2 separate regions of the Homo sapiens genome follow, and region 1 is linked to region 2. A link is an interaction called in ENCODE POLR2A ChIA-PET data of the cell type or tissue named here. Cell type or tissue: PC-9. All regions are shown on one strand. Links, peaks and the distances in the headings refer to the core of each region. The heading gives the core; the rest is flanking DNA. Region 1 overlaps ANKRD12 (ankyrin repeat domain 12). Region 2 has its middle 130 kb from the start of GACAT2.

What was found. Peaks named below come from ENCODE experiments on the same cell type or tissue, not always from the same donor. Only the 100,000 strongest peaks of a DNase experiment are listed, where the experiment ranks them.
Region 1: POLR2A ChIA-PET joins it to region 2 with 5 read pairs; 2 of 35 experiments call an interaction of 5 or more read pairs at or near these places.

What each region holds. Positions count from the first base shown.
Region 1 is chr18:9,155,504-9,158,429 of GRCh38, forward strand. All of the region lies in intron 1 of ANKRD12 (ankyrin repeat domain 12), which reads left to right. Among named protein-coding and RNA genes, the nearest start is that of ANKRD12, 20 kb to the left of the region's middle. In PC-9, for the core only: no CTCF peak of the experiment used is centred there; no DNase peak of the experiment used is centred there.
Region 2 is chr18:8,840,982-8,843,907 of GRCh38, forward strand. No RefSeq gene overlaps it. Among named protein-coding and RNA genes, the nearest start is that of GACAT2, 130 kb to the left of the region's middle. In PC-9, for the core only: no CTCF peak of the experiment used is centred there; a DNase peak (open chromatin) is centred at 1,280; H3K27ac peaks cover 479 bases.

The DNA of each region.
Region 1 (2,926 bases), core at 101-2,600, 310 kb after region 2:
GAAGACTGTGCGTTTAAATTTTTATGGTTTCTGCCAAATACCTCTCCAAGGAGAATATATCCCAATTTTTATCCCCATCAGCAGTGGATTAAAATGCTGGTTTTCCCAAACCCTTGCCAACAGTTTTAATCTTGGTCAGACTTTTAAGTGAGAAGTCATGTCATTATTTTATAGTTTCAAAACTGTGAATGAGTTTGCATACTTCTGTATGTTTACTTTTGTGTTTTTTGTTCTTTGTTCATGTCTTCTGATTTTTTTTGTAATTTTTCTGTTTTTCACTGATTTGTTATACCTCTTGGATTATTCTTTTTCATATGTGTTGCAAATGTTTTCACTTGTTTTCTGATTTCTGTTTATGATGTTTACATTGTAGAAATTTTAAATTTTTATTTAGGCTGAGGTGGGCGGATCGCTTGAGGCCAGGAATTCCAAAGCAGCCTGGCCAACATGATGAAACCGAATCTCTACTAAAAATGCAAAAATTAGCTGTGCATGGTATTGCATGCTTGTAATCCCAGCTACTTGAGAGGCTAAGGCAGGAGAATCGCCGCTTGAACTGGGGAGGTGGAGGTTGTGGTGAGTCAAGATCACGCCACTGCACTCCAGCCTGGGCAACAGAGTGAGACTCTGTCTCAAAAAAAAAAAAAAAAAAGAAAAAGACTTTTGACTTTTATGTCACATTTTGGAAAGGCTTTCTCTATCCAAGGATTTTTCCCCTAATACTTATATGGTTTAATTTTTATATTTTTTTTGTCCCAGATGCCAACATTTTTACCTTGTCATAATTAATTCTGAAATTCATTTGGTGAGAATTAAGATAATTTTGAAAAAGAAAAACGGTGAGGAGGGAGTAAAATTAGTATTAGAAAGCTGTACAATAAAAACAGTACAGTATTGATACAAGAATGGAAAGACAGAGTATTGGTGGAACAGACTAGAAAGCCTGAAAAGAGATTTAGTTATTAACATATAAAGGAGTAAGAGTGTGGTTTAAAAATAAAAATTGGCATTATAGGTAAGTGGATGAAAAGAGTTAAACATCAAAAGTAGTTGAAATAAGATTGAATGTATTCTGATCTTTGGCTAGAGAAGCTTTATATCTAAAAGCAAAGGAAGGATTTATCAAGAAAACTACAGGCATCAAAAATATATTTGCATTGTTTACCCATGTTTATAGCAGCATTATTCACAATAGCCAGAAGGTAGAAACAGCCCAATATCCACTCAGCAAAATGTGGTATATACGTAAATGGAATATTACTCAGCTTTAAAAAGGAAAGTATTGGCTGTGTAGAGAGCATTGAAAAAAAATTGTGACACATGCTACAGCATGTGTCAGAACTTTGAAGTCAGTATGCTAAGTGAAATAATCTAGTCACACAAAAGGAAAAATATCATATGATTGCACTTGCACGAAGTGCCTAGAGTAGGTTCATGGAGATAGAAAGAATGGTGATTACCAGGAGCTGGGAAAAGTGGGAAATGAGTTTTCTTGTTAAATGGGTTTCAGTTACAGAAGATGATCAAGTTCTAGAGATAGATGGTAGTGATGATTGCATGACAGTGTGGATGTTACTCAGTGCCACAGAACTCTGAACCGTGCTTCTAGAATTAGGATGGCGTTACATCCCAACTAAACAATAGTTGAAAATACTATTAAGTTAAAAATGCATTAATACACCTAGTCTACTGAACATCATAGCTTAGACTAGCCTCTGTAAATGTACTCAGCATACTTACAGTAGCCTACGGTTGAACAAAATAACATGAAGCCTATTTTATAATAAAGTGTTGATCATCTCGTGGTTGTTTACCCCTGTCATCGTGTGGCTGACTGGGAGCTGCCCAGCATCACAAGAGAGTATACTACCACATACCAATAGCCTAGGAAAAGATAAAAATTCAAAAATCAAAGTACTGTTTCTAGTGAGTACGTATGACTTTTGCACCATTTATAAAGTCCAAATATTGTAAGTCGAACCATTGTAAGCTGAGGACCATCTGTATTTAAATATAGTTAAAATGGTAAATTTTATGGTGTGTGTGGGTGTGTGTGTGTGTGTGTGTGTGTGTGTGTGTGTGTATATATATATATATGTATTTTTTTTTTTTTTTTTGAGATGGAGTCTTGCTCTGTCTCCCAGGCTGGAGTGCAGTGGCATGATCTCGACTCACTGCAACCTCTGCCTCCCTGGTTCAAGCGATTCTTTTGCCTCAGTATGTTATGTATATTTAATCACAGTTCTAAAAAATATGCAACAAAAATGACAGCATCGGTTTTCCTCTTACAAATCGATAGGAAAATGATTGCCACAGCAGAAAAATGACCAAAGATATTAACAAAAATTCTGAAAAACAAAAATAAAGTAAGTGGCTTAAGTGGAGTAGAAAAGGTTTTTAATCATGAGAAGTCAAAGAACTTAAGTGGTCAAACTGAGATGGGATATAGACGTGAAACCAGGATGGGGGCAGGATTTGAGGTAGAGATAAAGGCTGTGAGTGACACAAAGTCAATATGAGGTAAAGTAACTAGAGATGTAGATGTTTTCTCTGAAGAGGATGGAGTCGTTGCTTAATGGCTTCCAAACCATCAGAGTTACCTGAGAAACTTTTTAAAATAAACTTCTTGCTTTAGTAGAGTGGTTTTAGATGTACAGAAAAACTGTGAAGATAGTACAGAGGTTTCCTGTGTACCTTTATACCAGTTGCCTCTATTAACATCTTACATTGGGATGATACATATGTCCCAAATAAAAAACCAATATTAATAAATGATTGTTAACTAAAGTTCATACTTTATTCAGATTGCCCTAGTTTTTTGAATGTCCTTTTTCTGTTCCAAGGTCCCATCCAGGATACCGCATTACATTTAGTTATCATGTCTCCTTAGCCTTCTCTTGGCATGACAGTTTCTGAGACTTCCCTT
Region 2 (2,926 bases), core at 244-2,743:
GAAAATTTCAAAATGTACTACCTAGGTTATGCATGTAATACTCCTTTCGGATTTTGCAAGATAAATATAAAACCCAAGTGGGGAAAAGGAGCTCAGCCCTCCTGATACCCAGGACCCTGCCATCCATCCTAACATAGTAATCCCCTAGTAACAGCTAACAGCATGCAGTGCATGCCCTAGCAGAACACCAGTTTACTCCTTTCCAGGCATACCATCTTCTATGGCATTTTGTAGGAACAGTCACCTTTCATCCTATTCCCGTGAAAAACTCTCCCTCCTTACACCCCATCAGTTCATGTCAACTTCCTCCAGCGTGTCCTACTGACATGGGCAGCAACATCCATACTGTCTTGTGGGTTTGTGGCTGTTTACTTGTGAGATACACTCTAGACAGGTGCCAAAGTTCTCAGGGTAGTGCTAACAAAAAGGAGATATATATAAATTTTGTTGTGTTAGTCATTAGAGCTGTTCAAAATATTCCATTTGCTCCCTCTGAAGACATAATAAAATCACACTTTTCCACTGCCCTTTGAAGTGAGGTACAGTTCTTTGGCCAATAAAATGTGAACAGTAGCCACATGTGTCACTTCCTGCGGGAAGTTTTTAGAGCCAATGCCCACTTACCATATTCCTTTTTCTGCTTCAGCAATTGTAGAAGCATCACATGAGGGGATCCTTCAGTGACCGGGATGCATGGACTCACTTTATGAAGCATGAGTGAAAAATGAGCTCTTACTACGTTACACCACTGAGATTTGGGGAATTGTTCATTAATGCGGCATAACCTGGCCAATACTGACTGAATAACTGTCTAAAAAAATGGAAATACATATATAAGTAACATCAGGGAAAGAAATCAAAACAGAAGACAGAATTTCCACAGCATATAAAAATGCCACTTCACATTAACAGAGGTAAAAGAATTTCAAGCTCTCCAAAGATTTTTTCTCCCTTATTCAACTCTCTGACTTCATAATAAAATAAACTTTCAGTTCCTTTGGCTAAGAGGTAGATGAAAGTAGAATTGAGCTCACTAGTGAACTAGCTACGCATATGAGGCAAAAGGACTGGGCTAAATATTCCCAGGATGCTGCTCCTACACTTACTCCTTTTTCCTCCAAACACTTGTTGAAAAAGTACAGGTTGCATTCCTCCCTTGAGCCAGCACACTGAGACAAAGGTGAATAGTAATTTTCCTAGGGAATTACAAATGCAAGTGGGAAGGGACCTTAAGAACATCCTAACCAAACCTTCATTTTATACATACTTTCAATAACCGCCCACATTCTCTAGCTGCTTACTAGTGCCGGGTGCTTTCCCTATAACGTGGCACAGCAGTCTCTACCTGGCTGCATCTTAGAATCATCTAGAGTGACTTAAGGCTCCACCCCAGACCAAGCAAATCAGAATCTCTTGGATGTGGCTTCTGGTAATATTTTAAATGTTTCCCCTTGTGACTCTAATGAGCAGCTGGGATCAACAGCCAACAGTAGAGGAGAATTTCTTAAGCTAGTGGTTCCTAAACTATAATGCACACTGGATCACCAGGGAGTTTCAAAAACCCTGATGCCTGGCCAGGCACAGTGGCTCATGCCTGTAATCCTAGTACTTCGGGAGGATCCCCTGAGGCCAGGAGTTTGAGACCAGCCTGGTCAATATAGTGAGACTCCATCTCTACAAAAAATAAAACAATTAGCCAGGTGTGGTGATGCATAGCTGTAGTTCCAGCTACTCTAGAGGCGGAGGCGGGAGGATCACTCGAGCCCAGGAGTTTGAGGCTGCAGTGAGCAATGACCACATTACCACACTACCAGCCTAGGTGACAGACCAAGACCTTGTCTAAAAAAAAAAAAAAAAATCAATGCCTGGCCCCACCCGAGACCTCCTGATGTAACTGGTCTGGGGTGAGATCTGGGCATCAGAACTTTTTAAAGCTGCCTAGGTAATTCCACTTTGCAGCAACATTTGGGAGCCATGGTGGTAAGCGGATTTAAGAGTCTGAGGTCTGGTCAGACAGACATGGGTGCAAATTCTCCCTACCATACTGTGTGATCTTGGGCATTGTTCCTTGCCCTCTCTGGAGTTGAGTTTTCTCATGTTGTCAAGTGGGAGAACGACAGCATCTTTCCAAGGTGGCTCTGAGGGACTAATGAGGCTGTGAGTGACTGCAGGACCTGTCACATGAGAACTGCTCAACAAGTGCAAGTTGCTGTTGTCTCACTGAATTCTTCCAGTCAACCTGCCAATCAAGGTGACTGCCCTACTTTTATAGCTACAGGAACTGAGGATCAGAAAGGTATTTGGCTGTCTCAAGATTACACAGTAATTACCAGCAAAGCAGGCTTTCACACCAATGCTATACTGACCAGGTACTTGCAAGCTGACCCCAAACCCACTGCAATAACCACCCCTCTGGGAAAGCAAATGGAGCCAGGCTGCACGTTGTTGAACTGGCCTCACTAAAGGACACGATGTAGGCTGTCATGGTGGACCTGGGCCCATCTCAGCTCACCAGCTTCTGCCCTAGAGCTTAATAGACTAAATTACGTCTTGAATTTCACCGACTTCATTTCATCTCTTTTCAAGGTTGCAAAATAGCCTCAAATGACCTATTTGACCAGAATCCTTTCCTCAGTGTATTCTAGAAAAGCAATAGCTACTGATGACTGTTTCTTTTATTAATGTGGTACCATTTCTAAAGGGATCATGGCCTGTTAAATCCTCACATAACTCATGACAGAAGGATGAACTCAGACACTACTGACACATTATTATATTTGCCAAATGGCTTATGGAGAAGACAGGGAATTTGCCTAAAGCACTTCTACACCCTGAAGTATATATAATACTTTGACCCAATGTGTGAAAAAAGTATACAACCACAGTACTAGATGGGGTACCCAGCACCCTTAGGACCACAGGTTTA